Regions from separate parts of the Homo sapiens genome. Here region 2 is linked to region 1. Evidence: read pairs that join two places in POLR2A ChIA-PET (ENCODE). Cell type or tissue: CD4-positive, alpha-beta T cell. All regions are shown on one strand. Each heading gives the region's core, and the rest is flanking DNA. Links, peaks and the distances in the headings are about the cores only.

Evidence for each region. ChIA-PET counts read pairs that join two places held together with the same protein. Peaks named below come from ENCODE experiments on the same cell type or tissue, not always from the same donor. Only the 100,000 strongest peaks of a DNase experiment are listed, where the experiment ranks them.
Region 2: POLR2A ChIA-PET joins it to region 1 with 6 read pairs; 2 of 35 experiments call an interaction of 5 or more read pairs at or near these places.

What each region holds. Positions count from the first base shown.
Region 1 is chr15:71,774,711-71,792,070 of GRCh38, reverse strand. THSD4 (thrombospondin type 1 domain containing 4) reads right to left here. Exons shown (of 18, transcript NM_024817.3): 18 at 8,688-14,839. The coding sequence ends at 14,697. Among named protein-coding and RNA genes, the nearest start is that of NR2E3, 27 kb to the left of the region's middle. RefSeq lists an enhancer at 10,022-10,111. In CD4-positive, alpha-beta T cell, for the core only: a CTCF peak has its summit at 7,153 (motif pointing left); a DNase peak (open chromatin) is centred at 7,160.
Region 2 is chr15:73,135,900-73,151,574 of GRCh38, reverse strand. It overlaps NEO1 (neogenin 1), which reads right to left. Exons shown (of 29, transcript NM_002499.4): 5 at 15,548-15,675. It also overlaps the pseudogene FKBP1AP2. Among named protein-coding and RNA genes, the nearest start is that of NEO1, 91 kb to the right of the region's middle. In CD4-positive, alpha-beta T cell, for the core only: no CTCF peak of the experiment used is centred there; a DNase peak (open chromatin) is centred at 10,154; H3K27ac peaks cover 1,736 bases.

The DNA of each region.
Region 1 (17,360 bases), core at 5,600-9,599:
TTTCAAATTGCAGGTCCAACCCTGTCTCTACCACTCCTTATCCATGTTTTCTACTTTGCTTTGTTTTTGTTTTTGAGACAGCATCTCACTATCTCATCCAGGCTGGAGTGGCTGGTGTGCAGTAGCAAGGTCATAGCTCACTGCACCCTCCATCTCCTGGTCTCAAGCGATCCTCCCACCTCAGCTTCCCGAGTAGCTGGGACCACAGGCATGTGCCACCATGCCTGGCTATTTTTTTTTTCTCATAGAGACAAGGTCTTCTTATGTTGTCCTGGCTAGTCTCAAACTCTTGGGCTCAAGCAATCCTCCCACCTCGGCCTCCCAGAGTGCTGGAATTACAGGTATGAGCCCACATATCATGCCTGACACACCACGTAGAGTGTCCTCATTTATGTCTTTATTTTCTCTCTCCTTCTTTAGGATGGAAGCTCCCTGGGGACAGTCTTATGCCACCTGGTTTACTGCTATATATTCAGTGCCTAGCATAGTATCAGGCACAGGGTAGATGCTCAATTAATATTTGTTGAACGATTGAATGAGTGAGTGAATGATTACCATGACTGAGGAGGATAGAGGCAGTTGGGATGCAGCGAATCCCAAGGGAGAGTAGCTGAGTTCTGAGGCAAACAGAACTGAGTCAGGAGCAGGCTGAGGTAGACTCATATCCCTTCCCTTGAATGCGGGCAGGCCTATGGTTGGCTTTGACCAATATAACAAGGCAGGAGTGTTGTCTGAATGATTCATACAACTTTTATGAGGTCAGCCTCTCATAGCACCTGCCACAACCATCTTCCTCACACCCTTATATCAACAGGAAGACCCTGAATCAGTCTTGACTTGACTTAAAATTGCCACAAGGAAAACAGCAATGCCGGCTGGATGTGGTGGCTCATGCCTGTAATCCCAGCACTTTGGGAGGCCAAGGCAGGCAGATCACCTGAGGTCAGGAGTTCAAGACCAGCTTGGTCAACATGGTGAAACCCTGTCTGTACTAAAAATACAAAATTTAGCCGGGCGTGGTGGCAGGTGCCTGTAATCCCAGCTACTTGGGAGGCTAAGGCAAGAGAATTGCTTGAATCTGGGAGGTGGAGGTTGCAGTGAGTCAAGATCATGCCACTGCACTCCAGCCTGGGCAACAGAGCAAGACTGTCTCAAAAAAAAAGAAAAGAAAAGAAAAGAAAAGAAAACAACAATGCCTCTGGCTCTTATCAATGGGGCCAAACTTGAGAATCAGCTTGCAGGACCCAAATCTGGATGGAGGGGCCGAGGATGGAAAGAGCTGGAGTCACCAAGAGTGACGGCTACATTGCCGTGGTGCTTCTCAGCTGCCTCTTGCCGCTACAAAGGCCTATTTGTGGCTTTCCAGTGTACCTCCAGGACAGGGAGTGGACAGGGACGACTGCCCATCCCCAGGCTCGGCAGACCCCTCTGAGGTCACTGAGGTGGGCCGGGTAGTGGAGTGAGTGAGAAGTGTGAGCCTTTCCCTAGGTTAGCGTGCCAGGGGTTCCACATGCAGGAAGGGTGCTTAAGCCCAGGCCTAAGAGATCTGGCAGCTCTCTCTTCCTTCCTCTTGCCTGTTCTTCATCCAGAGAAACCCTCGTGAAGAGACCACATGGAGAGGAAGAAGCAGGGAACAGGGCGGCAGAGAGAACTGAGGCCCCCTTGGCAAACCATTCCAATCATCTCAGCCTGATCATCATCAGACCTGCGAGTGAACCAGCCAGCCTGGATGGCCCAGCCCCGGCGGACTTCATGTGGAGGAAGAATGAGCTATTACCAGTGTCCCGACCACATTCCTGACCCAGTGAATCATGAGAAATAATAAAATGGTTGTTTGTTATAGAGCAAGAGATAACACAAACGGGGGCATTACCTGAGTGTGTCGGGAGGGTGCAGGGGGCATGGTTCTGGGCTCAGGTGAGCTGCAGGTAGGGACGGTGGCAGAAGTTAGACTGGTGGCACTGTCCGGGCACAGGTGGAGGGAGAAGCCGCCACTTCTGCTGTCAGGGTGAGAGCATTGAGGCTGACATCGGCATCAAGTTCCAGCACACTGGATTCTTTGGGTCCCACTGGTTCTGTCCCCCACCTCCTTGGCCAGCCTTTAAACAAGACTGTTCCTGGGCCTAGAAGAGATTTTTGGAATCCACGTACAAAAGTGGGATGTAGAAGTAGAGGTGGCTCCTGAAGCATTTTCCCTGCAGGCAACAGTGTTTGTGTTTGTGTGTGTGTGTATGAGTGTGCATGTGTGTGTATGAGTGCATGTGTGTATGAGTGCGTGTGTGTGCATGTGTATGAGTGCATGTGTGCATGTGTGTGCGTGTGCATGCTTGTATGTGTATGAGTGTGTGCATGTGTATGAATGCGTGTACGTGTGCATGTGTACGTGTGTGTGCATGTGTTTGTGCATGTGTGTGTGTCATAGGAGAAGCCTTCCTTGTGTCCCCAGGCTCTTATTCATGAAGCCACAGTGATCATCAGCAGTATCTGCTGTGATGAACGCCCCATGCTCAGGGTGTCAGTTCTGGCTGAAGTTTACTTTTAAAGAGAGTTTAGTCTTCTACGTGATGGCTTCGTGTGATTGTTTCAGAAAGGCCGCAGCATGCAGAGGAACCAGCATAAGCTTTGAAATGAGGCGGACTTGGGCTCAAAGTCCCCAGTCACTTGAGACCTGCATGATCACGAGCAAGTTCCCTCACCTGGCTGAGGCTTTGTTTTCCCCGCTGTAAAGCAGAGAGACCTGCAGCACCCAGCTGTTGAGGTGGCTGTGAGTATACAAGGTGAGGTCGATCATGTGGAGGCGCGGTAAGTGTAAGTTCCCTAGCTATCTGGTTAGAAATAAAATCTGTAGCATCACCCGTTCCAGCTCTCAGCAAATGGAGAGCCAAATATGGTGTCCATTCATAGGCTGTTCGCTCCAGAAGCCTGATGCAATAGGTCTCCTTATCTGCAAGTGTTTTAGGTTGCACAGCATTTTGTAAGTTCCATGAGATTTATGTATTTCCATTGCCCCAAACATTGCTTGGCACAGAGTGTGTGCTCAATAAATATTTGCTGAATAAAGGGAGGATGTACGACCTAAACCCATTTTAAGGAGTAGTTCCTCAGTGGGTCAAAGATGAACAGACACTGCGGTGTTTGAACTTTTGTTGTCCCTTCCTAGAAGCTTTTGCTTGGTAAGGGTGCAATAATCAGACATCCCAGGTTGTCTCACCCACATCCTTCCTGTCTTTCTTCTCTGCTAATGGAACCCCAATTGGTCACAGCCAAGCATAACAATCCCTTCTCTGTCTTCCCAGCTTCCTCTGCAGCCACAAATGGCCATGGAGCCCACTTTGGCCAATAAGATGTAAATAGAAGTTTGTGGGACGTAGGATGGGGCTCTGGGAATGTATTTGGTTTATTGGCAAATGGAGATACACAGCTGCAATGGCCCTTCCTGCTTTCTTCCCTGAAGATGGACATGATAGGTGGAGCAGGAGAAGCTGGCTTGCAACCATGAAGAAGAGGCCAAGAGAGCTGCAGAGAAGCTGGCCCTGAAGCTGTTGAGTTGCAGACCTAATCCAACAACTGCCTCCCTCTGAACTTCTTTTTTTATATTTTGAGATGAGGTCTTGCTCTGTCGCCCAGGCTGGAGTGCAGTGGTGCAATATTGGCTCACTGCAGTCTCTGCCTCCTGGGTTCATGCAATTCTCCTACCTCAGCCTCCCGACTAGCTGGGATTACAGGGGCATGCCACCATGCCTGGCTAAGTTTTGCATTTTTAGTAGAAGGACTTCCCGGCCAGGTGCGGTGGCTCACGCCTGTAATCTCAGCACTTTGGGAGGCCGAGGCGGGCAGATCACCTGAAGCTAGGAGTTCAAGACCAGCCTGGCCAACATGGTGAAACTCCGTCTCTACTAAAAATACAAAAATTAACTGGGTATGGTGGCATGCACCTGTAATCTCAGCTACTTGGGAGGCTGAGGCACAAGAATCGCTTGAACCTGGGAGGCAGAGGTTGCATTGAGCCAAGATCGCGCCACTGCACTCCAGCCTGGGTGACAGAGTGAGACTCTGTCTCAAAAAACAAACAAACAAAAAACCCACCAACAAAAACAAGTCCCCAAGTCAGTGCAGTCAAGGTTTCTCTTTTGTGTGGACAGCTGAGTGCCTAAATACACCAATTATCTAGTAAAAACAAATAAATCACCTATGCAGGAGCACAGAGGCTTAAAACCACTTCAGAGTCCCTAAGCGTCATTGGCCAAAAGGTGAACTAGTAGATTCAGACCTAGCATCTAGACTTCATAGAAGACTGTTTTATAAAGAAAGCAAATGACTCAGAGGTCACCTGCTCATCTTCCCGGTGAATATAGGAAACCCCTCAGCATTCTGAAGGGTGAGGTGCCTCACTTTTCAGTGCGGTCCTTGGACCAGCAGCATCAGCATCACCTGGGAGCATGTTAGAACTCAGTCCCCACCCCAGACTAACTGTATCAGAATCCGAAATTCAACAACATCCCCAGGCAATTCATATGCACATCAGAGTGGGACATACTCTTCTCAGTGTTTTCAGCCTTAGCTAGAATTCCCTGGAGAGGTTTCAAAACATCGATGCCTGGTCCCCACCCTCAATCAACTGAAGATCAAAATATCTGGGAGTAGGGCCCCCATATCACTTTTAAAAGAAGTTCCAGTTGATTTCATTAGACAGTGAGGCATAAGGAAGACCTAAGCCAGACTGTCCCACTTAATAGCTTGGTCACATTACTTATTCTCTTTGGGCCTCAATTTATTTGTCCATAAAATGGCCGCACAAGAGTGCTTGCTTCATGAGTTGTTGCGAAGATGAAAACTAAGTGCTGTAGAGACTCGGACGATACCTGACATCGAGTGGTGCTCACCCAGTCAGGGTTCCCCAGCCTTGATGAGGGCAAGGATCACCACACAGATTCCTGTCCCCTCTCCTGGGACCTCCCCTCCTCTCCACTGGCTCCACTGTCCACTTTTGGAAGGCTTGTTCTTTGCTTCGTTAACCCATTCTAATATTGTGTCTTCTTTCCTAGCACTTTGTAAACCCGCTTCTCTCTCTTTTCTTGGTCAGAGAGACCAAGGCAACTGTTCCCGATAAAGTGATGTAAGGCGCCTTATTAAATTGCACTTGAGTCTACTAAGTATTGACCATTCCTCCTCCTCTTCTCCTCCTCTTCGTCCCGCCTCCTCCTTCCCTACTCCTCCTCCCCTTCCTCCTCCTCCTGTCCGTCCTCCTCACCCTCCTCCCCTCCTCCTCCTCCCCTCTTCCTGCCCCTCCTCTCCCTCCTCCCCCCCTCCTCCTCCCCTCCTCCTTCTTCTTTCTTTCATCTTTCTTCTCCTTCTCCTTCTTTTCTTCCTTTCCTCCTTTCCTCATCTTCTTCTACAGGGTCTTGCTTTGTCACACAGCCTGGAGTGCAGTGGTGCAATCAGAGCTCACTGCAGCCTTGAACTGCCTCCTGAGTAGCTGGGGCTACAGGAATGCACCACTTCGCCTGGCTAATTGTTATTTCATTTTTTTTAGATATAGGGTCTCACTATGTTGCCCAGGCTGGTCTCAAGCTCCTGGGCTCAAGTGATCCTCCCCCTTCAGCCTCCTAAAGTGCTGGGATTCTTTATGGGTATGAGCTACCATGCTCAGCTAGCCATTCTTCTTAAACCATAATTGATAAATGATTCATTGAAAAAAATTCAAACAATTAAAAACATTTGTTTGTGCACATAATTTACCTTGCTTACCTTCAAGGTTGAATGAGCACCCCAGTTAATTCTTATTAGGTAAATCTGAAAAACACAGCGAAAAAAGTTAGTTCTCTTTCTCCCCATCCCCTTTTTGTACTTTATTTCTGCCACCCACAACTTTCTATTTTAGGAAATTTCAAACCTCAGAGAAGTAGTGTAATGGACACCACATACCCTTCACTAATATTCACCAAAATACATCTTACCTTATCTGTGTGCATGCTTTCTCCATACACACATGTGCATGTGTGTGCACACACACACGCACACACTTTTAGTGACCCATTAGAAGGTAAACAGCAGATCATGACCTTCCTGGCTAAGTACTGGAGGAACATGTACTCCTGTTTGGCCAAACACCATCCTCACGTCCAAGAAGCTTTACACAGATTCAACAATGTCATTTTTTTTTCTTTTTTGAGACAGAGTCTTGTTTTGTCGCCCAGGCTGGAGTGTAGTGGCATGATCTGGGCTCACTGCAACCTCCACCTCCCAGGTTCAAGTGATTCTCGTGCCTCAGCCTCCAGAGTAGCTGGGATTACAGGTGTCCGCCACCAGGTCCAGCTAATTTTTGTGTTTTTAGTAGAGACAGGGTTTTGCCATGTTGCCCAGGCTGGTCTCGAACTCCTGGGCTCAAGCAATCCACCCACCTTGGCCTCCCAAAGTGCTGGGATTACAGGCGTGAGCCACTGTGTCCGGCCAATGATGTCATCTTAAATACAGCCCATATTCAAATTTTCCCTCTCCTAAAATGTTCCTGATCACTTTTTTGGGGGTCTCACTCACTCTCTCTCTTTTTTTTTTGAGACAGGATCTCACTCTGTCACCCAGGCTGGACAGCAGTGGCTCGATCTCGGCTCACTGTAACCTCTGCCACCCAGGCTCAAGTGATCCTCCCACCTCTGCCTGCTGAGTAGCTGGGATTACAGGTGTGCACCACCACACCCAGCTAAGTATTTGTATTTTTGTAGAGATGGAGTTTTGCCATGTTGCTGAGGCTACTTTCGAACTTCTGAGTGATCTGCCCACCTCGGCCTCCCAAAGTGCTGGGATTACAGGCATGAGCCACTGCCCCTGGCCCTGTCTCTTAAAGTGTCTTTTCCCATTGTTCAGCCTCTCTGATTACTGGAAACGTCTCATTTTGAACCAAGTCTGACTCCCAGTCACATCCCTGCCCTGGTCTGCTGGAGGAGTCCGGGTTCTTGTCATCTGTCCCTGACAGTACTTTAAATTGTCTGAAGGTTGAAGACAGCCCTCCTTCCAGAACCCCTCCATCCTGGTCACCATCCTACCATCCTCTGGGCTTTTTCCAGACAGTCAATAAACCTTATGACATGTGGTCCCCGGAACTGGAGGCAGAGGGTCCCAGCCTGGGTCTGCCCCTTGCGCAGAGCAGGCTCACTGCCTCCCCCTGGTGGGGGGTGCACTCCTCCAGAAGCCGCCTCAGATCACATTGGTCACACTGAGCCCGGGTAGGATGGGCAGCGCTGGACTTTTTCAACCAGTCCTTGTGCAATTGTTGCCCAGTGACTGAAACTGATGTGGAGAAAGAGGTTGGAACTAGTATAGGCTGGAACCATATAACATGCCAGGCCCCGGGGAGATGGAGGCGGCAAAGAGACAAGCCTCAGCCTCTAGGGGAAGAGGACTGTGGCATCCTAGCACCACCAAGTATCAGCTGGGGTACCAAACCTCTCCTAGTCTCAATATTCTCATCTGTAGGAGGAAACAATATTTGAACTTCATAGGTTTGCTGTGAAGACGAAATGAGCTCATGTAAGTGTGCTCAGCAGAGTGGCCGGCGCCTGGTGGACTCCTGTATTGAACTGTTGAAGAATAAATGGAATTTTGGGGTGATGGTTGCCCAACACTGTGGTTGCTTTAAATACTAGTGAGTTGTACGTTTGGAAATGGTTAAAATGGAGGCCAGGCGCAGTGGCTCACGCCTGTAATCCCAGCACTTTGGGAGGCTGACGGGGGCGGGTTGCTTGAGCTCAGGAATTTGAGACCACCCCGGGTAACATGGTGAAACCCTGTCTCTACTAAAATACAAAACATTAGCTGGGCATGGTGGGGCACACCTGTAGTCCCAGCTACTTGGGAGGCTGAGGCACCAGAATCGCTTGAGCCCCGGGGGCAGAGGTTGCAGTGAGCCAAGATCACGCCACTGCACTCCAGCTTGGGCTACAGAGTGAGACTCTGTCAAAAAAAAAAAAAAAAAAAAAAGTTAAAATAGTGAATTTTATGTAAAGTGGATTTTACCACAATAAAAAAAGAATGGAGGTTTTTCCAGGCAAAAAGGTGGATGGGAAGGGTGGGCGATAGCATTTTAGGCATAGAGCTGGTTTCTGAGTTATTGACGACATGCTGTCCAGGACGGAGTCCGTAGCAGAGCTTGCAGGCTTCGCTAGAGACTGCTCTCTAGGCCAGGGTGGGCTTCAACTGGCATCACCATCTTAGTCGCGTTTCACTTTATTTTGCACCAAGATCGCCTGAAAGATTTTGTCGAACACTTTGCTAAAATCAAGCCCCAAGTGAAGTCAGCTAGAGGGAGCTGGAGGAAGATTAATTCAAGTTAGAGATGGAGCCCCACCAAACCAGCAGAGTGGCTGCCAACCTATTCTGCACAATTCCCTGGGGGAGACATAAAGAAATTCATGTGAGATTGCATCCTGGGCGCGGTGCACACGCCTGACGACTTCACTTTAAGCTTCTCAGGTGAGTCTAATGCAGCCTAACATAGGACGGGTGGGCTCATGTTCTTTCTAAGGCGTGTCTCATTCTCTAACTGGCCCGGCTCCACCTCAAGCACCCAAAGCCAACGTCTACAAGCGGCTGACCTCTCAAGGGTCTGAGTTTTATTTTTAGAGGGGGCTATTTGTAGGAGAACAGAACGTGAATAAGGCCAGAGAAAGCACACGCTTGTCAACAAAGCAGATATTTCAACCAGTTTATTGTCTGACTCTTCTTTTTAGAGGGCGCTATTTGCAGGAGAACAGAACGCGAATAAGGCCAGAGAAAGCACACGCTTGTCAACAAAGCAGATATTTCAACCGGTTTATTGTATCTTTACAATAATAAAAATAAATTAGTCACACACAAAAATAGTCATTTTTGCTGAAGAGAAAACAGACCATATTTACTCACATAATTCGCCTTCTACCTTTCACCTGCTTATGTAATAATTTAACACTGTAGAGGGGACATGGAGGTGACGGAGTATTTAGTGGGTTCCTTGCTCCTGGCTGTGCAGTTCACAGGCCCCACAGGCCTTGGCCCCAGCATCCCCAGCAGGGACAGTGGAAGTGTCAGAGCAGTAAATGCCACCACTTCCCTCTCAGCCTCTCCCTGTCCCCGCCAGCCACCTGCCTCACCCACGGCTCTAACCAAGCCCACCGAGCAACTGACGCTGCCAGTCTAACAACGGGGACAAAGCAAAGAGAAAGGGATAACAGACACCCTCCCATTTCCTTCTCCAAATGTCTGTGGATGAGGGGAAGGCAGATTAGATGAGGAAATATAATATTTAAGATGAAAAAGTAGCAATCAGGTTCAGGTACAATGCTACCTGAATGAGTCGAAAAGCAGAGTAATTTATATTTGATCTTAAACCTCAGGGAACTGGACTGATTAGCATACTAAACAATTGTAACTATGGACTGAGAAAAAGACATCAATCATCGTACAGCGACATTCCAGGAGGCTGGGTTAGTATGATCACATGCTTTCACACAAATGTGGATCGCATATGTAAATAAATACCTATCAGGTCCCTTTAAAATTAACACATTCTAAATAATAGAACTATTTTGGTGTAGTGACTCATTCTGCAGATAGAGTTCAGAATACATATTTCCTATAAACATCTTGTATTTACAGAGAACAAAATAATAAGTTATAACAAAGTATATCCTTCTGTCAACTGAGTCGTGGGGAAGGGGTCAAGGCAGGGGGTATTAGTTTGTATAGCAGGTGGCTTCCCTCTCGCAAGAGAAAGGACTGAGAAAGTTGGCTGGAAGTTTTCACCCTCTTGCGGTCACACCCTCAGCACGATGGACACCCCCCCCCTCCATCATTATCTGCTGAAATGAACAGGAATGGGGGGTGGTTCAGGGTGCAGGGAGTTACTTTGCCCCTGCAAAGGTGCAGAAACTCCAGTCGAGCTGAGAAAGAGTGATGGTATCTATAGGGTCCTAGGCAAGCCATGGCTCTGCTTACACCACGGTGAGAGACCCTGGGCAGGCAGCCCCCCATCCTGCCGCTCAGCTACGCCTCGATGCAGACGGCGGCTCTGACCAACTTGCCAGTGTTTCTCTGAGACATGAGGCCGCATTCAGCTCAGGGTTTCAGTCCCACAGTGGGCTCCCCATGGCTGACAGGGTGGCAAAAGTCAGAAACGGAAAGTGCATAGCTGTGTACTTGCCTTCCCCCACCAAACAAATCACCTAAAGCTCTTCTACTCACAGACTCCCCTAAGCCCTGAGTGGAGACGGCCCTGAGCATCACGTTGCCCAGCCAGATGCTTGAATCCCCTCTCCAGCATCCCTGGCAAACGGCCTCTGCTTCCACCTCCAGTGATGGGTGGGTCACCACCTACCACAGTCCCTCTATCTCTGGAAGGCTCCAACTTGTGAAAAGCTGGGTCTCTGCAGGAGCTAAACTGTGCCTGCCTGTAGCTTCTTGGTCCTGGTCCTAGGAGAGCTCTCCTTGTGCCCTAGTGCCTTCTCCAGCCTGAGGGTTCTCATGAAGTCCTTCCTGCTGTTTCTGAGAGTCTGCACACTTCATCAGGACGGGGCATTGATAAACTGATGTTATTATAGATGATCGGTTTTCTTCTTAAAGTATGGTTCCGGCAAATGCAAACACAATGTGATGTGATCCTCACCACTGTTTTCTCCTCACGTAGCCTGCATGTCTGTGGGTTTTGTTTTTGCATGGTTCCATCCCACTTTGACTCACACTGAGCTTAGTCAACTGAAATTCTTGCCTCTCTCCCACCTTGTATTTAGTTTTTCATTTTAGCCCAAATATAGTACTTTATGTGGATTCCTGGTGAATTTTTAACATCCAAGTTTTATTCTAGTCTCCCTGATCTTTTTGGATCCAGCACGTGTCACCCAAGCCATTGGCTCTTCAACTTCACGTCACCCATACATTTTGTGAGGAAGCCATCGATATTTTCCCATGTAAACCATATTAAAATGTTTTATATGGCAAGGATCAAATACTAGTCTCCACCCACAAGGCTGATATAGATTATCCAGCCTGTTTTAAGGGAAGTCATGTTTCTTTTTACCACTTATATTTATGTCTTCCTCCTCATTAGAATTGATATTCCAACTATAAAGTGGCTATCCGAATGAAAAGAAAACCCACAACATTTGTTTAGACAGGTCCTGGTAATATCTGGATTTCTCTGCCACATAACTTGATGAAAATACACCAAGCTCGTGTCTTCTCTTTTCTGTCCCTTTGTAAGGCCATTCTTTTTAAAGCAAAAAGAGTGTTGAATGCTAAATACTTTGAGAATAAGTAGATGAGTACATAAGAAAATAAAGAAAAAACCCTCCAAGAACTCTGGGCCAGAGAGGTAAGGTAAAGGGACAGGTAGGCACAGTGCGGAGAATTCTTGTCATGTTCTAGTTCCCTGGGGGCGGGGACAGGCTGCCTTGCCCTCCCTGGGGTCCCCAACAGCTTGCAGGCAGCGGGCACTGAGCATACCTTTACGGAACTGAACTGACTCCCTCTAGTGGCTGGCTTTAAATGGCTTTTTTTTTTCTTTTGGTGTTTTTGTTTGTTTTTTTAGTTGTATTTCTTAGGCCATCCCTTTTCTACAGAGAGAACCGCAAGTCATCGTGAGGGTGGAAAGAATCGATAGTACTAAATGTCCTTTGCCTAGGCTGCAAGAGGCACAATTTCCTTTTTCAATGGATGAAAGTAAAACGGCAAACTATTTTTGTTTGGACTTTGTTGACTTTTGTGAGGAAACCATATGACAGCTTTAATATCTAATTTTAAAATTCAGAGCAGGAAATGAGGCAATCCCGTACACAGGCCAAGAAAAAAACCGTATCAAAATGTAAATATCAATTCCACATTACGGCCAGTTAAAGAACAATGGGAAGACCAAGAAGGAGATGGCAGTGACAGAAGAAAGGAGAGGGGGAAATAATGGGCACTAAGAAAGCAGAAAGAGACATATTTGGAGGGAGATGGCTACCGAAATCTGGGCTTTTCTTAGATCCTCTCCAAGGAAAGTTATCACTGGAAATACCCAAGGCCCTGATTGTATGCACTGTGCTAGGGAGAAAGACATTCAGATGCTGAAATAAAAAACTAGGGAATTAGTAAAAATTGGATCTCTAAGACAAATAAATTGATCAAACTATAATAATAATCAAACTTCTAATAATGTATAACCTCTCCAGAGATGAACTCCAAGAACAGCTCAATGGTTTGTTGAAAAAAAAAAAGAGACCCCTGGTTTATGCACTTTCTCCCCAAGGGAGACATGGGGTTGATCCATCGGGTCTTCTTCAATTGCACAGTTGGCAGGCTGGCCATTCCCATGGAGGGTCATTCTCCTTTTAAAGAATGGTTAGGTAACCTTCAGCAGCCATAGGGCACTTTAGACATAAAGAGACAAAGCCATCACTGACCCAGCCCAGCCACGAGAATTCCTGAGTTGGAAGAACCAGGGTGTTCACCTCCCACTCAACAGAGAATTCCCTTTAAGGACAGAGCGCTCTCTCATGTGTGGTGGCCCTTGCCTCTGTTGGGCGGCTTTGATGGCTAGAAGGTGTTCCTTTAACTTGAGCTAAAACAGCCTTTCTCTCTTCCACTCATTGATCTTAGCCTGCCCTCCAGCATGAAAAGAAAACCTCTTCAAATGACTGGCTTGCTTGGAAAGATCTGAGAGCAGCCACATACAGGAACAACTCTCCTCGTGACAAGCAGCAAAACAAGTGGTGAGTGGAAAAGAGCAGGCCCTGAACAGCACCAGTCAATATGCTTGGCCTCTCTGGTCTCTTTTCACTTTGTCGGTTTGGGAGCCTGGGCCTCTGCCAGGATGCTTATCTGTAGGAGTTCCAAGAGAATCAGGAGATGGGGATGCTTTTGGGAAATGATGCCTGGGGCTCCCTAGAAGAGAAGCTGGAAAGCTACCCACAGAAAGGCCAAATAGAATTTCTGAAAGCCCCAGGTTAGTGGAAGCCTAAAGAGCATGTCAGGCCAGGTTGCCATACTGCTTCCAAAAGCTGCAAACCATCATCACAGTGGCAGATTTGTCAGCTAAAAGAGCAAATGGGGGAAACACTTTGCTAAGAATCCAGGCTTGCTCTAAAAGGGAAATATGCTCAGGACCATAAGACAAATTTTCTGTAAGTTTAACATTTGTTTAGCTTGCCATTTTTTCTTAATGGGTAAAACATACATATATTCCTCTTAACTGTTTTCAGAGGGTCCACCTTTCAATATGCACTGCATCCTTCCAGGCCTGCGGCCTCTGGAACTGGATAGTTGGGGAAAGTGAATTGGAAGAGATGGGGAAGGGTCCACAGCTCCTTGTCGCAGGCCAACTGCATTAATGCAGAGCTTGGTGCTCAAGTCTGGGGGTGGGCCATATGGACTGTGAGTCATGGGGGAGGGGAGGAATTTGTGGCCACAGAGGGAAATTCATAAACAAAACCAGAAAGACCAGAAAGAGACTTTTTCTAATACAGCAGTGTTTCGGCTGGGACAGGTTGGCCGGACTCTCCAGGAACGTGGTGAAGAGCGTGGGGGAGGCGGCTGAGGCAGGGCAGAGCCCAGGCTGCAGAGCTGTGTGCTTCACAAGTTGGCTCTGTGGTCGGGAAGGCTCCACGGCCATAAGGACCCTGGCCTTTGATTTCCTGGGAGGAACAGCACTTGGAACGGAGTAAGAATTTCAGGCAATCACCTGGTTTCCCCAATGGCTTTCTTGTCTCACGGACAGTTTAACAAAGCTGGCAGAGTCCTGTAACTAGGATCTGTAACTTTGGGGGTAAGGGCAAGTAGGAACAGACATCCAAAACAACTGAGTGCTGGGATAAAGGCTTGACCGGAAAGATTTCAGGGGCCTGGGCTTTGTTTGCATTCTGGGAAACTTCTCAGTCTCTTGGTCAGAAATGAAGCAGCACCTTTCACATCTAAGTACAGGCCCCAGGCTGGATACTGGTAGATGACTGGGGCGGGGACTCAGCTCTTCCACTGGATGGGTGAATATACCTGGCAGGTCAATTACTTAAGTTGAGCCTCAGTTTCCCTGTCAGTAAAATGGGGATAATGAGTCACCCCCTGCCTCCCATTCTGGGATGTTGTGAGCTGCTAAGGAGCTAGTATCTGTGAGTACACCTGCTAAATAAAGCACAATATTCATGTGAGCTATCTGTGTCATAGGGCAGGAAAACAGTCTAATGTCTTTGAGAATGAAAACAGGCACATCTGGGCTGAGGTCACAGAGGGATGCACGCGTGTCAGCAAGGCTTAGTGGGGCGCTGGGTTGGGGGCGCTGCCTCCTTGGACTCTCCAGGGTGCTAAGTTTAGAAAGACCAGTAGCACCAGGGACGGGGCAGTGCTCAGTCAGTGGCCCATCTGCTGACTTGAAGGTGCCAGATGGGAGCAGGGCTGAGAGCTCCATGTACTTCCCACTGCTTGACTTTCAAAGGGCACCATTAGCAGATGCCAGGTCCAAGGAGGGGATCATCAGTACATGGTGATGCTTAAAGGACTGACTGTGGCTTTCAAACATCTTGTGTAAAAAGCCCCTGGGTACCACGGGGTGCATTCACCGGAGGCAGGGGTGGTGACTAAGTTGGTTGGCAGCGCCTGGGCCAGGGGGCCCGTGGTGGAGCAGCAGCCAGCCAGGCGCACTGCTGAAGCCCCCGGGAAGGCAGTGATGCTGCCCTACTGATGGGGGTGCAGGAGTGTTATCTGCTCCCCAGGAAGCCCGTCTGCCTGTTGGCCACACGGGTGCAGGAGGCACAGCAGGCGGTCTTGTAGTAGTTGTAGACACAGAGTCTTGCCTGGACCACCACGTTGCAGTTGTAGTACTTGTCCTTGCAGTTTTCATCTGTAGCGAAAGAGAATGAACAGAAGACTCCCTGAGCACAAGAGGCAGCCTGGACCAGTGGGAAGAGAAAGGGCAGTGGCTGTGGCTTTAACTCCTGCGCTGCTGTTTATTACCATTGTGGGGTATGAATGTGTGCCAAGGGCTCACAGGTTTTTCTCTTTCTTTTAAACACGATAAGGGAAATAGGTATAGAGAATAAGTTACTCATCTGTGTCCTCACTTCTCTCTGATCACTTCCTCCTTCATCCTCATCACTCCAGAGGTAATCAGAAGTTCCAAATTTGGCGTTTCTTATCCCCAAACATTTCTTTACACTTAAACTCTATGTGAGGGAATCCCTCACCACTCTGTGACATTTAAACATAAAAGATACATACTGTATAAGCTCCTTGGCAACTTGCTCGACATTGAATTTGTGCGATTCATTCATATTTGATGAATGCTATATTTTCATTATTGAATTTTCTTGTGTATATAATCCACAATTTAATCATTTTCTATTGATGGACATTTAAGTTGGACATTAATCCAATTTTTTTTTTCTAGTGCAAACAATGCTTTTAAGTAGTTTTGTTACCATCCTCTGCCTGGGCCTTGCTGGGTCATAAGGTATATCCAACTTTGCTAGATACAGTCAGTTTGCTCTCCAAAGTCGGTATAACTGTTTATGTTCCTGTCAGTGAAACAGAAGAATTCTCTTTTTGCCATATGTTTTAGTTTTTGCTGAGCTAGTGAATGTGAAATGATTCCCACGTGAGGCTGAACATATCATGTATATTTGCCATTCAAGCTTCCTTTTCTGTGAATTGCTTTTCTGATCTTTTGCTCATTTTCTGATTTAGTTAACTTTAAAAAATGATTCACGAAAATTCTTTATATCTAATGGATCTGATCCTTTGTGAGTTAGGTTATATGTGCTGCAAATATCTTCTTCAGCCTGTGGCTTTTCTGATCACTTTGCTTCTGGTGTTGATTGATAAACAGAGATTTTTAATTTTAATGTAATTGATATTATAATATGTTTTCCTTTGTGGTTTGGAATTGTTGGTTTCATTTAAAAAACCCTTCTGTACTCTGAAATAAAATATAAATTTCCCTGTTCTCTTCTAAAAGTTTTAAAATGTTCTTTTCACATTCTTTTGACTAATCCACCAGGAATTAGGGTTTGTGGAGTGTATGGTATGTGTAGGATGAGAGGAGGGAGTTCAGTTTTCTTGTTTTTTTCCTTGTATATGGATAAACAATTGTCTCATGACCATTTATTGAATTGTTCATCTTTTCCCCACAGCTTCATAATATGACCTCCATCATATATCACACATCCTTTATATGTGTATTTCTGGCCTATTCTGCTCTCCTTGCTTTTTTTATCCATCCTTGTGCCAAGATGCCTTGATATGTGGTAGGAAAAGTCCCTCAACATGGTTAATCATCAAAACAGCCTTGGCTCTTCTTGGTTCCTTGCTTTTGCTCTTCCATATAAACTTCTATTTATTTTATTTTATTTATTTTATTTTTTTTGAGACGGAGTCTCGCTGTATCACCCAGGCTGGAATACAGTGGCTCTATCTCAGCTCATTGCAATCTCTGCCTCCCGGGTCCAAGCCTTTCTCCTGCCTCAGCCTCCCGAGTAGCTGGGATTACAGGCACATGCTGCCACACTTGGCTAATTTTTTTCGTATTTTTAGTAGAGATAGGGTTTCACCATGTTGCCCAGGCTGGTCTCCCACTCCAGCTCAAGTGATCTGCCTGCCTTGGCCTCCCGAAGTGCTGAGATTACAGGCGTGAGCCACCACATAAACTTTAGACACAGGTTGTCAGATTTTTCTATGAAAAACCTTGCCTGGATTTTGATTAATATTGCTTCCATTTATAGATTACTTTGGGAAAGAACTGACAATATACTTCTCAGCTGCTTGCTTTTTAAAATATTACTCATAAATATATTTAGATAATTTTTTGTATCATAATATCTACCATCTTCTTTTTTGGGGTGTCTGTATTTTGTCCTATGTGCTGGAACATAATTAAATAAGTCATTTCCTTCTAGTTATAGAAATGTAATTGCTTCTAATTTTTTTTTTTGAGATGGAGTTTTGCTCTTGTTGCGCAGGCTGGAGTGCAATGGCATGATATCGGCTCACCGCAACCTCCGCCTCCCGGGTTCAAGCGATTCTCCTGCCTCAGCCTCCTGAGTAGCTGGGACTACATGCACGTGCCACCATGCCTGGCTAATTTTATGTATTTTTAGTAGAGATGGGGTTTCACTGTGTTAGCCAGGCTGGTCTCAATATCCTGACCTCATGATCCGCCTGCCTTGGCCTCCCAAAGTGCTGGGATTACAGGTGTGAGTCACGTCGCCCAGCTTGCTTCCAATTTTTATAAGTTACAAGAAATTGTACGGTTCATTCATTAATTCTACACAATTCATTAAGCCCTATTTTTTTTTTTTTCAGAGATGGGGTCTTTCTGTGTTGCTCAGGCTGAGGTGCCGTGACTGTTCATAGGGGCAGCCACAGTT
Region 2 (15,675 bases), core at 7,705-11,704, 1.4 Mb before region 1:
ATGATTCTAAGTTTCCCGAGGCCTCCCTAGCCCTGCAGAACTGTGAGTCAATTAAACCTCTTTCCTTCATAAATTACCGAGTCTTGGGTATTCCTTCATAGCAGTGTGAGAACAAACTCACAAATAAATAATAGCTAAAATCAACTATTTCTAAAGACATGTAAAACAGGCTTGAAATTATATCAATTTTTTTTATTGTCCACTATTTTCAGGTATCAATAAGTAGACAGTTTCCTGACAGAACACTTTAAGAATTAGTTTTAATATGTCTATAACATGTACCATCTACCCAGGAAATCAACACTGTTTAGAAAATACCTCACAAAGGAAGATGCCAGAACAGCCAATATGCAATCGTAAAGTATTCAACATCACTACTCATCAGGAAAATGCATATTAAAACCATATAGAAATGCTACTATACACCTACCAGGATGACTAAAGTTAAAATGACTGACACCACTAAATGTGGGTCAGAATGTGGAGCAACCAGAACTCACATACACTGTTGGTAGGAATGTGAACTGGTATGACCACTCTGGGAAAAGGCCTGGCATACACTACTCAGAAATACTACTCATTAACAAAGAAGAACAGGTTTCTAATACAAGCAGCAACATGGATGGACCTCAAATACGTTATGCTTTGTGAAAGAAGCCTTAAACAAACAAACACAGACAACATGATTACTTTTATAAGAAGCTTTAGGACAGACAAAACTAATTTATAGTGGGGAATAAAAAACAAAAGAATAGACCCTCTGGGGTAGTAAGCAGAGGATTTACTGAGAAGAGGAATGTGGAAACTTTCTGCAGTGGTGGTAATATTTTATATTTTAATATGGGTTTTGGTTGTATAGTAATGTGTATTTGCTGGAACACATAAACAGCACATCTAAGATTTGTGCATTACACTGTATATAAATTTTACCTCGAAAGAGAAAAAAACTGCAAACAAAATATTAAAGCTTAGCTAATGATATGAATGCTTAAGGATCTGGGTATGTCTGCAACTTACTCTGAAATGTAACAAAAAATTTAGATTGATTAATATAATGATAGATATTTGATACAGCATTACAGTAAAATGTCAACTGAAGACTGAAGGTGGTGGGTATTTGCTGTAAAATTCCTTCAGCTTTTTATTATGAAAAATGTCTAACACAAAAAAATGTTGAAAACAATTATAAAATATTTTTTCCTTAGGAAAAAGTATTCTTTACCACCTTTGCTTTCTTATTGGGAAATTACTATGATTAAGATTTTTTAAAAAGGAGAAAAGCACTGTATTCTGAAAAATAGTTCTTTTAAAAAAATACTATGTAAAACATGATTTAAAAAGGATGGCAGACAGCAGGATCTTACAAAATGATTTGGTTTTGAAAATGGCACAGAACAACCATCTGACCCATTTCTCAGGATTTCAAAGTTCACAAGTCAAATTCAGTCCATGTAAATTCTGCTTTGAAACTACAAACTATTTAGGTCTGTGATCATTACTGAATTAGATCTTTCACAGGTTCCAGGAGCTGGGAAAGGTGTGTGTGCTGGGCAAGAGATCAAGGTGAGAGGGGATGAAGAAGGTTGGTAAATGGGTACAAACCTACAGTTGATAGAAGAAATAAGTTTCTGTGTTTGATAGCAACAATAAGGTGACTATAATTAACAATAACATACTATATATTTCAAAATAACTAGAAGATTTGAAATGTTCCCAACAAAAGGAAATGATCAATGTTTGAGATGATAGAAATCCCAAATATCCTGATTTTTATCATTAAATACTGAATGCATGTATCAAAATATCACATGTATCCCACAAATATGTACAAATATTATGTAGTAATTTAAAAATTTCTTAAATATTTTAAAAATGTTTAGATGTACTATCATTTCTAATTCATAATGTGATGTTAAGAATTCAAAGAATAAATTTATCTGTTAAAAATATCGTATCTTTTTTTTCCTTCTACTTTCTGCACAAGAATCACTGAAATCACCTGGACAAGAATAAGTCTCAAAGACATAGTTGACACGTAATCTTATAGTTTTTATCATCCTGGGACAGAAATGTCTAACTACTTCTCTGTATCACCTACTGTATCCTTGAAGATGAGAATGTGCCCTATATGTCATTGTATCTCCAGTGATACTGGATTCTGCCTTCTGCCTATTTGCAGTAGATACAGAATAAATAGTGTTTGAAAAGTATCTTTGCTGTTACTTTTAACATGGTCACTGAAACCCTGTTTTTTTTTTTTTTAGACCGAGTCTTACTCTGTCGCCAGGCTGGAGTGCAATGGCGCAATCTCGGCTCACTGCAACCTCCACCTCCAGGGTTCAAGCGATTCTCCTGCCTCAGCCTCTCGAGTAGCTGGGATTACAGTCACCTGCCACCACGCCCAGCTAATTTTTGTATTTTTGGTAGAGACGGGGTTGCACCATGTTGGCCAGGATGGTCTCAATCTCTTGACCTCGTGATCCACTCGCCTCGGCCTTGCAAAGTGCTGAGATTACAGGCATGAGCTACGGCCCCTGGACAAAACTCTGTATTTGAAATCATCAACAAGAAAAAAATCTAAACAAGGAATGGAGGGTCTGGGTGTGGCAACTATTCCTACCCTGCCCTGCTTCCATCTGAGTAGTTCCATGTTTATCTATTTTAAATATCTCACTTCCAATTATGATTTTGCTTGAGTTCCCTGGCCAAAAAAAAAAAAACAAGTTTGAAAACCACTGATATGATTTCAACCTAAGAGACTTCTCTGGCCAAAAAAGACCAAAGAAATCTTGGTTATCATTACAATAGGGACTGGGAAAAAGTAGAATAATTTAGATTCATTTAGCTTTTTGTCAGTTATTCTCAGAATTTAAATCACCATTCAATGCATGTAACTTTCAGATAAACTGAGGGTAACTGTGCTGCTCTGATATAAAATGCTCCTGTGGGGACCTGATGGGGTAAGACCCCATTCCTGTGTGTAAACTGGGTTTATATGAAAGTGCCATCAATACACCCTTAACAGTTAGGGGTAGAAATAGGTAGCGGGGGAAGAAATACAAAATGAAGAAACCTGTTTTAGATATTCTTTTCACTAGGACATTATCTTTCCACTGCCCACTTTGGAGCTCTTTAGTTTGATTTTTAGCAAGAAAGGGGGCATTTAAAAAAATTATAAAACTGCTCCACTTTTCCTGCTGTTCCTAATTCTATCATCTCTTTAATGAAGAAAGGGGAACCTAACTAAAATTGAAGAGGAGAATGGGAATTTCTTAAATGAAGTTTAAGAGATTCAATATATTTAATACAAGAAGCTTACTGACAATATAATTAAAATTACTAAGATTCTTCCTGTCATGGTTCTCTTAACCAAAGCTTGTAGATTTGATGATACCCCTTTAAGGCAGAAGAAATATGGTTCAATAAAAATAAGGTAGTAAATACTACATGAAAAACATTTGCCAGGTGCAGTATAATCTCATGCCTGTAATCCCAGCACTTTGGGAGGCCGGGGTGGGTGGATCACTTGAGGTGAGGAATTCAAGAACAGCCTGGCCAACATGGTGAAACCCGTCTCTAGCAAAACTACAAAAATTAGCCGGGCATGATGGCGGGTGCCTGTAATCCCAGCTACTCAGGAGGCTGAGGCAGGAGAATCACTTGAACCCAGGAGGTGGAGGATGCAGTGAGCCGAGATCGCGCAACTGCACTCCAGCCTGGGCGACATAGTGAGATTTTGTCTCAAAAAAAAAAAAAAGACATTCCACCAATAAAACTGAATATATACAATAAAAGAATATATATCCAAGAAAAGATAGTTAAAATTAATAAATAAGAGACCCAGAGTGGGCTAATTATTAAGGAATGCTTGAAATTCTGAGATCAAGACAGATAACCTAAGAAGCAGAGTAATGCCAACAATGATAGTCAAATCTTTTCACTTACTTCTGGGCTGGAAGGGACATGACTTTGTCCTCGTATTATCAATTGTTATGCTCTTTAAATAAAGAATGAAGAATATTTACTAGTATTTTGTCATGTTGTCCTAGATAGGCAGGAGCCCAGCAAGCACAGACTTAGGTGAGAAAGCCTAAGAAGCTAGACTGGGCATGAGGAATGGGGTGTGACTGGCTTGGCTCAAAGACCACAAAACATGGTGCCATCTGATGGATGGCTGGTGGCATGGAACAAAAGCAAACAGAAAGTTATCTGAGATGTCAATTTAAATAATCTAAGGAGGAAACAGAATCCTTTAGAAGGCAAAAAAGAAATCAAAGACAACAGAATCAAGTGAAGGAGTCTTACAAAGGAAAGATTCTCTGAGCCCTGGGAACATTAGCTGAGGTACATTTACTGAATGCCTATAATGTACCAGGCACTGTATCAAGGATATTCCTCACAACACCACCACAAAGAAGGACTCTTATCCCTACTTTACAAATAGGAAGAATGAGGTTCAAGTAAATAAATTAATTTGCCCAAGATCACATTGCCAGAGGCTCGAAATCAGGGATATGCTTCCAAAAACCATATATCCTTTCATGAGACCACATTCCTTCTGTGAAGCACAATGTTAATCTCTTAGTGGCACCACAAATCCATTTCTGCACCATGAATTTTGCTTATTTGTCCCACAAAGCTTCCTCATTGGGGTCATTTTAGTAACAAAAATCACAATACAGCTGAGTTTTTCTTAGGTTGCATTTTGCCTGATGTACAAACAGCAAACAGGCAGAATCTTCAGGTCTTTGAACGGCTCTTCTATCTGCAACATTTTCAGGGTCCAATATCATGCATCTGTACTCCACATAAATCTGAGTTCTAACTTTACATCATTAGTTCATTTTATTTCACATGGATATTTCTGGTCTTTTCTAGAATATCTGAAAGTTCTCTTCTGAAGGTGGTTAGTTACCATGGAAATGAGGCTACTGTGGTTCAGAATAAATTTACATAACTATTAGGAAATTATTTCAAGCTTGTAAAATGTGGAATTTATCTCAAAGCTAACATGACCACTGATGCAATAAAAATCTAAGAAGAACTGCAAACCAATCCAAAATGATTAAGGCCCCAATAAAGGATTATAAAGCAATTGTAAAGACTTTTCTAACATACAGTAATACCTTAAAAATATAAAGTTTATAAAGTGAAATTCTGAAATATTCTGAATACAGATAGCATACTATAAAAGAATGGATTATAATTTACTGTCTGACATCTTATCCAGAAGTACGGAGAATATGTTCTTAAGCAATCCGTTGTGGTCAAATACACAGCATCAGGCACTACTACATTAGGTGCTAAGGATCTAAAGATTGACAAGATCCAGTCCTGTCCTCAAAGAACTCAGTCTAGTAGGGTAGAAACTGGATACAAAAACTGGGGGGAAAATGTAAATGTGATACGTAAAACAAGACAGATAATGTATAAAATACATGTGCATAATTAATGCACAGCTAATGGAAGAAGGGTACAAGGGATAGGAATAGGTAGGAGTCAGAGTTTCAGAGGTTTCTGAGGAAAGCCAGGCAAGGGAGTGGAAGGAGGAACATTCTAGGCAGAAGTGATAGTACAAGCAAAATAACTGCATGGTGTTTTTAAGTAGCTAGTGGTTGCCCTTGAAATTAAGTTACCTTGAGAAGCAATGACAATCATGCACTCATTAATGGACTCAGAATCCAGTTCTCTCTCTGCTTGGAGCTTAGAAGAAAAATGATCCTTTCAAGATAAGTAAACATCCAGTATTCTGAAAATTACAGGGAGAAGGCCTCAAGAGGAAGATACATAAAGCTTCTTCCTAATTGGTGTGAGGCTAATTTTTATAAGAAAGTCAAGGATCTGATGCAATTTACAATGTAACTTTGTGGCACAAATCATACTTCTCACATGTTGCTTTGGGATCTTACTTTTCGTCATTTAATATACCCAAAGTATTTTCTCTTGCCATTTAACAAACTTCTAAAACATGATTTTTGTAGGAAGCATTGTATTCTGATACATAGGTAGGCTGTTTTATTTAACCAATCACCTATTTTTGGGCATTTAAGTGGTTTATAATTTTTGCCACTAAATATACATCATTGCATGCATACTTCCATGCATAAATCTTTGCACACATCCTTATTTCATCAAAACAAATTATCAGATGTGGAACTGCTGGTCAATGAATGTGTGAGTTTTAAAGCTTTTGATAAAATTACCAAACTGCCCTCCAAGGTTACATCAATTTGTACCACTACCAGCAGTGTATGAGAATCCCCATATAATTTTGCCAAGAGTAGGTTATTATTTTAAAATTCAATCAGTACGCAAAAATGGGCTACTTTAATCTGTATTTCTTATACAATTAGTGGGGTTGAACTCTTTTCAGGTCAACTGGCCATTTTCATCTCATTTCTGTAAGCAAACTATGTTTTCCACCTCCCCCCTTTTTTAACAGATATTAATCTTGTTCTTATTAATTTGTAAGCACCATTTATATCATTGCAATCATTTTTCCAAGTTTTTAATGAAAGAATTTTAATCACTTTTGCCACTCTGTGAAGAATGGATTTGAGGAGAGACCAGGTTAGAACTAGAGAAATCAGTTAGGAAACTACTGCAGTAATATAGGTAAGAGATGACTTGGACTTGAATCAGGGGAGTGAAAGCAAGGAGAAAGAGAATCTAATGAACTGAATGTGGAAAAAAAATAAAAAGATTGAAATAATCAAGAATGATTTTCATGTTTCTAGCACAGGTAAAAAGGTAGGCAGTGACACTATCAAGATACAGAAAATCAAAGAAGAAAAATATTTTGAGAGAAGAATGTTAAGTTCAATTTTGGACATGCGATTTCTGAGGTACCTGTGGGACATCCAATTGCAAATGTCTGAAGCTTGACAAGGGGTCTGGTCTGGGAATCTGGGCATTACTGTATGTAAATTATACCTGAAACCAGAAGCAGGTAGAGTGTGAAGAGTAGCAGGCTGACAACAGAACTCGGTGGAACACTAATAGTTTAATCAACAAGTGGAAGAAAAGATGCCCATGAAGGCAAAACAAAAGGAACGGGCAAAGAAATAAAAAGAGAAACAGCATGACACACTGGTATCAAGTCAAAGTAGTGGAGCATCTCATGGAGTTGGGATTAAAGACGTCAATGCACTTAGCTTTGAATCATGACAGTAATAAATGTGTAAGAGTTTTTAAAGCAGAGATGGCAGCCATGTGGAGGAAAGTTCACCTTTAATGGCTTCAGTTATTTTTTTTAATATTATGTTGGCTTATGGAAGGTATCAAAAGGTCAAAAATGGGAATGAATAAAACTGATGAATTGTTTGTAAACATGTATGCATGTGAAGGTGGCAATTATGACCTCAATCATAAAAGTAGAGGTAATGGTTCATCTTCCTCCAGAATAACTTTCAGAAGATTTTTCTTTTAATCCCATTTCTTTTACATTAGAAGTCTATGAAAAACAAAGTGCAAAGGAAAACATGAATAGTAAAGTAACCACAAACATCAAATCAAATCAAATCATTCTGGTGCCACATTTAACAATTTCCATTTAAAGTTTCATTCACTCATTCCATTCGTTAATAACCTACTATGATTTTTAAAAATGAGTAAGACCAGTTCCTGTTGATAAGAACTCCAGTCTAGTAGGAGTTGAAGAGGACATATAAACAAATCAGTAAGAAATACTACTGGTAAAAAGAGAACTATTTTAAGAAACCAATTATGAGGGGATGGTTAAGAAAAGCTTCACAGAGGGGTCAAGTAAACTAATCTTGAGGGTCTATCAGGAAATTGTAGTTGGAAGTAAGGGGACACAGGGGAACACTGCTATCAAACAGCACAGTATGTTCAGAAAACTAATTTGGTAAAGAGGACTCCATCTCCATTCCAGATTTAGGGGGAAAGTGCTAAGAATTTACTCCTAGTGCAGGACGGGGCGTGCGGGGGTGCCCATGTGTGCAGATGATGGACAGCAGGGATGAGGCAGAGCCTGGGAACCACTGACAGGTCCCTCTCAGTCCACACTGCCTGCCCACCGGCATCCGCCGATGTCCTGGGAGCGAAGGTGGAGATCATCTCCCCAGGAGTTGGATACCTTCCGGAAGCCGGGATGCTTTAAGATGGAAAGAAATTTGACTCTTCAAAGGACAGAAATGAGCCCTTTAAGTGTGTGCTAGGCAAGCAGAAGGTGACCCGGGAGTGGGAGGTAGGGGTTGCCCAGATGAATGTGGGTCACAGAGCCAAACTGAATGTATCTCTAGACTATGCTTTCAGTGCCACTGGGCACCAGGGCATCATGCCACTCTTGTCTTCAACATGGAGCTTCTAAGACTGGGATGGCAAGAATGGCCTCCTCCCTTGGCTTCCTGTTCTTACATCTGCCACAGAAGGATCTGGTGCCTCCAGACACATGCACATAAATCCATATGGAGCTTTTCCACATGTAGATCCACTACAACCTGTATAACATCTACCCTGACTGAATGCGTTCTGTCACTCAGCTTTGCTTCTGGCACCTCCATTTCCTCTTCCTCTTTCTTCTCATTTTACTTAAACTATATGCCATAAGCCTTAAGTTACTCAGTTTATTTCATTTTCACTTTGGGGTGATGATTCAGCTTCAGTCTTTTCGATCTAGTTTCCAAGTAAGTCTATGGTCAAATATTAACAGAACAAGTGACTGGTTAACTTTAGAACAGGATTTAGTGTTGTGGGGGGAGGTTATAAGAATCTTTATTTTAAATTTTTTTTGGATGAAATTTTAATCTATTATATACTAAACATTCTTGCTGTTGCGCTGCAAAGCCATAGCAGATCTGACGCACTCTTGAGGGCTGAATTATTCTCAAAGTTGAAAGATGTCCTTCGGTTAAATTAAAAGCCCTACCAAAAACTGAGGTGGGGATGGGGAGCCTTTGCCTCCATCAGTTCCACTCTACCCTCCCCTGAAATCCTCTGCCTTTTGAAAGCAGATCATTTTCACTGCGATGTTGGATGCTACAGGTATCTGTCCCTGGGCCAGCGGGGACCTCTGAAGCCTTCTTGGTGGCCTGGCTTATTTCCTCTGCCCCATCCTGTGGCTTTTCTAATGGACTTTCAGAAATTTTGTAATCTCATAACTTTCCAAGCTCCACCACTTCCTTAATTTTAAGAACTTTAATTGAAAGTATAAATTAAAGGTGTTGTTTGTAGACTTAACCACCCAATGAAAGCCCAGCTATCATGACAAATCCTTGAATGTTAAGCAAATGATGCTTGTCATCGCAGCTTCAACATCTCCTGTTTTCTGCCACTTGACTCTCTCTGCTGATCTCAACGTTTCCTGGCTTTTCCTTCTTCAGTCCCTTGTCACTCCTTTGATGTCCTGTGTAGTGAACTGGTGACAGAAATTGTTGCCCCTCTCCCCACAACATCACATATGAGTTTCCAATTTTATTATTACAATAAAAGTGCTTTATGCTGGCTCTTCTAAAAAAAAAAGAGTTTAATCCTTAAAACAACCCATTCAACTGATAAAAGAAACAAAGACATAGGTAAATTAATTAACTTGGCCAAGTTCACAAAGCTAAGAGACAGAGCTGAGACTGGAATCCAGGCGCACTGGGGCAAGATTGCTCTCAATCACTCCTCTGTGGTGCCTCTCCAGTTAACGCTGAAAAAGCCAACTATGAAGGATCTGGATGTACTCTGTATGTATGACATAAGGAATTTGCTTTTTATCCCGAAGCCAAGAGAACTAAGAGTTCTAATGAATGACAGCAGAATATTGTAACTGATCATGAAGTAAAGGGAAGTGAAATCACAAAGACTGAGAGAAAAGGGGAGATCAATGTCTTAATGTGGCCAGGGATAAGAGTAGAGCAGAAGAGTCAAAGAAGTAGAGTGACATAGGCTGTGGCTTAAGGAAAGACAGTGAGGTTTAAAACTTAAGTGGTAGATTAGTTATAGGTATTTACAATGTCAAAGGGGTAGCCAATTTAGAATTTATCCATTTGTTCCACAAAAATACAAATGGAAAAATTTCTTTTTGGTGGCACGGGAGACATGTGTATCACAGACTGTTGTAACTGTTTGAAGAGAAAAAGGAAAAGTTTCTGTTTTAAAAAACCCTCATGACCCATTTTAAGTGTTATCAACAATCTGAGATGACAGGAAATACATGATGGGCTAATTCACGTCACTGCATGTGTAGAAACTCCAGGAGTTAATGATAAGACAATAAATCTGAAACATTTAACAGATGAAAAATGAACTTACAACCTTTTCTACATTAACACTCACTATGGCATTTCCTATAGCTATAACTTCTTAAAAAAATAACAGAAGTCAGACAGGTATGACTGTATTTATATATATCTCTCCAACTATTTCTCAAAATCTGCTTTCCCTATCTGAAAAATAAATGCTTTCAATTATGGGACAGGGCTCAAAACAAAATTTTCCAAATATGTTTTTGCACATTATGAGTTATAATCTGTAAACAGTAAAAAAAGAGATGATCTCATGTGGCACACATGAACAATACAGCTTGAATTGTAACTACCACCCAGATTAAGAAACTGAACATAAACACACCAGAAGCCGGGCTGTGCAACATTCGGTAACGATTCTGCCCTTCTCCAAAAGTAATCAGTATTCTGACTTCTAAAACCATAGATTAGTTTTGTCTGTTTTTGAAGTTTACACAAATGGAATTATATATAACAATGTAATTACATATATATAGTAGGTATTCTTTTGTGTCTGGCTTCTTCAAGGGTGTTTGTGATATTTACCCACATTGTCGAATGTAGCAGTGATCTGTCAATATTCATTGCTGATAATTTGCCATTGTATGACTGGAAGACTACTCTACATTTGTATTTTGATGGAGATTTGAATTATTCCCAGTAAGAACATTATTGTGCATGGTTTTGGGGGCATATAATTATACATTTCTGGTAAGTATACTCCTAGGAATACAACTACTATATCATAGGGTATTTCTGTGTACAGTTTTTTTAAGTTTTTATTTTTTAGAGATGGTTTTGCTTTGTCACCCAGACTGGAATGCAGCGGCACAATCGTAGTTCACTGTAACCTCAAATTCCTTAGCTCAAGCAATCCTCCTGCTTCAGTCTCCTGAGTAGCTGGAAATACAGGTGTGTGCCACTATGCCTAGCTAATTTTTTCATTTTTTGTAGATATAGGGTCTCACTATGCTGCCCAGGCTGGTCTTCAAATCCTGGCCTCAAGTGATCCTCCTGCCTCAGCCTCTCAAAGTGCTGGGATTACAGGCATGAGTCACTGCGCCTAGCCAGTGTACAGTTTTTAATAGATTCTGCCAAGCAGAATTTTAAAGTGATTGTGTCAGTGTATACTCCTGTCAACAGTACATTAGAGTCCCCAGTGGTTTTCATCCTAACCAATGTCTGGTATTTGTTGAGCTTTTCAACTTTAGCCATTATAGTGGAATACAGTGATATCCCACTATGGTTTTTATTTGCATTTCTCTGAAGACTAATAACGACAACCACTTTTTCAAATATTAATAGCTAGCTAGACATCTTCTTCCAGGTCGATGTTCAAGTCTTTTGCCCATTTTCTATTGGTTTCTGTCTTTGTTTATCTTACTGATCTGTAGGAGTTCTTTGTAAAACCTACATCAGGGATTGGCAAACTTTTTCTGTAAAGAGCCAGACAGTAAATATTTTAGGCTTTGTGAGCCATATGGTCTCTGTCACAACTACTCAACTCCTGTGTAGTGGCATGAAAGCAGCCATAGGCAATACATAAATGAATGAGTGTGGCAGTATGCCAGTAAGACTGCATGAACAATAAATTTTGAAATCTCATAAAGTTTTCATGTATCACAAAATATTATTCTTCTGATATTTTTCAACTATTTAAAAATATATAAACTATTTTTAGCTTACAAGCTGTACAAAAACAAGCAGTCAGGAAGATTTAGCCCACAAGCTGTACTCTGCCAACCCCGGGTCTAGATAAAGATCTCTGTCAAGTAATGTATGTCTTCCCAGGGATTTATCAATATTGTTATGCATTACAAAGAACCAACTTTTGGCTTTGCTGACATTCTCTGTTTTGAATGTTTGTTTTTTTATTTCATTAATTTTTGCTCTTGTTATCATTTTCTTCTTCTGTTTTCATTGGTTTGCAAATATTTTCTCCCATTCCATAGGTTGTCTCTTCACTGTTGATTGTTTCCATTACTGGCAGGAGCGTCTCAGTTCAATGCAATCCAATTTATCTATTTTTGCTTTCGTTGCCTGTGTTTTCTGGGGTCATATCCAAAAAAACGTTGGTCTTTGCAAAGACCAACGTCAATAAGCTTTTCCCCTCTTTTCTTTTAGTAGTTTTACAGTTCAGGTCTTATGTTTAAGTGTTTAATCCATTTTGGGTTGATTTTTGTGTATGGTGTATATGTGATTTACATATATGAGATAAGGATCTGATTTCATTCTCCCACATGTGGCTATCCAGTTTTTCCAGGACCATCTACTGAAGAGACTATGCTTTCCCCATTGTATATTCTTAGCATCGAGAGAGCCAGGAAAAATCCGCACTGCTTTTTCTTTTTTTCCTTTTAAAAAAATTCTCTCCAAGTATGACAACCAATGCACAGCTTTTTATAAGCCTCGGAAGTCACATATGACTTCTGCCATACTCTATTGATCCAAATAGCTCCAAGCCTGCCTAGATTCAAGAGCAACGGACATAAACCCCACCACTCTATAGAAGGATAGTCAAAGAATCTGGGAGCTGTTTTAAAACTCCCCCTTTGTTTTTTTGTTTTTTTGTTTTTTTTTTTTTTTTGAGACGGAGTCTCGCTCTGTCGCCCAGGCTGGAGTGCAGTGGCGGGATCTCGGCTCACTGCAAGCTCGGCTTCCCAGGTTCACGCCATTCTCCTGCCTTAGCCTCCCAAGTAGCTGGGACTACAGGCGGCCGCCACTACGCCGGCTAATTTTTTTGTATTTTTAGTAGAGACGGGGTTTCACCGTTTTAGCCGGGATGATCTCGATCTCCTGACCTCGTGATCCGCCCGCCTCGGCCTCCCAAAGTGCTGGGATTACAGGCGCGAGCCACCGCGCCCGGCCAACTCCCCCTTTGTTTTAAAAGGCTCTTGCAGTATTTCCCAGGTATATCTTTTATTGAGTATTTATTCCAAAAGTGTTTTCAACGTATCTTTGTGCAGCAAACCTTCAGAGATCTTGTGTGATAATTTTTATTATGTCTCACATTTTGGATGCATATAAATTGTGTGTATTCAACATCTTTTAACACCTTAAAAAGATTACGCTATTGTCCTCCCGATACCAGATTTCTCAAATCAACACTTAGGTACAATCCAATCTTTTTCTTTTGTAGGTGATCTGCTCTTTGTCACTGGAAGCTTTTAGAATTTTTTTGTCTTTGATATTATACGTTACTGTATATATAATTATACATTATTGTATGTTACTGTAAATGGGCCTCAAGGTGGGTTTTTCCTTCTTTCACCTATTTAACAGTCTACTAGTCCTTTTAGTCTAAGGTGTTCTACAAGTCTAATTCTGAAAAATTTATCTTAATTATTTCTTCAAATATTTCCCTCTTCCTTTCTCTCCTCTAAGACACCTATTTATCTAGATAGTCCTTCTACCTATACCTATCGTATCTCTTAGATTTTACTCCATGTGTTATCTTTCTTTATCATATAATGCTGCATTCTCAGAGAATTCCTCAATGTAATCTTCCAATTCATGAGTTTGCTCATCAATGTTATACCTTTCTCTGGCTAGGCACAGTGGCTCATGCCTATAATCCCAGCACTTTGGGAGGCCGAGGCGGGTGGATCACTTGAGCCCAGGAGTTCGAGACCAGCCTGGGCAACATGGTGAAACCCCATCTCTACCAAAAATACAAAAATTAACTGGGCCTGGTGGCACATGCCTGTAGTCTCAGCTACTTGTGGGGCTGAGGCAGGATGATCGCTTGAACCCAGGAGGTCGAGGCTGCAGGGAGCAGAGATTGTGCCACTGCACTCCAGCCTAGGTGACAGAGGGAGAGGCTGCAGTGAGCAGAGACTGCACCACTGCACTCCAGGCTGGGCAACAGAGGGAGACCCTGTCTCAAAAAAAATCAAAATAAAACAAAATTTAAAAATGGGATACCTTTCTCTATCATGCAGATTGCTTTATTCTTTATTTTTAGTATATTTTTCATTCTTAATATTTCTATTTGGTTCTGTGTTTATATTTTCTTGTTTTTGCATCATATTGCAAATATTTTTCTTATCTCCTTAAATATATTTATGGTTATTTTTAATTCTTGGTCAGTCTTTTCCAGTAATTATCTATGAGATAGCATACATTATTCACTTGGTTGCCAATCTGAGAGTAATTGTATTATTCAGGTGTTCAGCTTGGCTATAAACTAACGTGCATCAAGGGTACCAACCACTCTGGTAATATATATGTTTGTGAAAGCACTAAAGGCCAGGTCTTAATTGTATCTAAATGGTGAACTTAAGAAAAGAGGAGGCTGAGGCCCCGAGCAAAGAACCCCAGGAACCTCAGAACCACTATGATTTACTCCAATTTGTGGGGCATTCCTCAGGCAACAGTCCCGGTCAGAGTTTCATTCTTAGGAGTGAAACAGCACTCCTAACTCTTAGGGAGAAACAGCACTGGGAGCAGTCTTCCTAGGTTGAAAGCTACCAATCTGGGAGTTTTGAGGGGGTGGGAAGAAGAGGTAGAAAAGTGACCTTTGGTCACTTTAGTCACCTCTAGCCAGCACTTGAGGGTACATTTCCATATGGAGGAATGGCACAGGAAATGGGGATAAAAACAAGACTATGTAGTCATGCCATCTTTATTTTCTGACGTCTGAATCAAAGAACCTATAAGGGGAAAAGGGAAGAGTAGGAGAAAAAGGAAGAACAACTACCCTTGCAGTGATTATCAGAAGTATGAAGAGAGGAAAATAAACACCAAATCATCAAACCAAGTTATATTGAGAGGCACAGTGTACTCCTTCCTGGGTGATCTGTTCACCCAAAAGAAAAGGACACCAACAGAGAGGAGAGAAATAATTCGGGGTCACAGAACAGAGACGTCTTCATCAGAAAACATCCTGAGACAAGAAAAGTGAATCTTCCAGATGCCCCAGATCATACCCTTCCTGTCACCACCACCACCACCACCACCACTACAAATAGTAACAACAATAACTAACATTGAGCTTTCACAATATCCTAGTCACTATTCCAGGGGTTTTATAAGTATTAGCTCTTTTAACCCTCAAATCATCCCAATAAGGTAAATATTCTTATTATTTCCATTTTACAGCTGAGGAAAATGAGGTTGAGAGAAATTAAATAAGTTTCCTATAGTCATATATCTAGGAAATATAAGATTTAGAATTTAAACCCAAGCAGTCTGGTCTAGGAGTTATGCTTTTAATTGTTTTGCTGTATTGCCTCGCCCATGTTAATATTTCTTAAAAATTAGCAGACCCAGAAAGTACACAGGATTTTTAAATTATACAGTAAATATTTACATACCTTGCACTGTAAGCTCTGCTTGAGCTTCAATTGTCTCATTTCCATTATCAGCTATACAAAAATAAGTCCCAGCATCATCCTCAGTAACATCACTGATCTCCAGGCTACCACCTGCCAGCAATACCAAT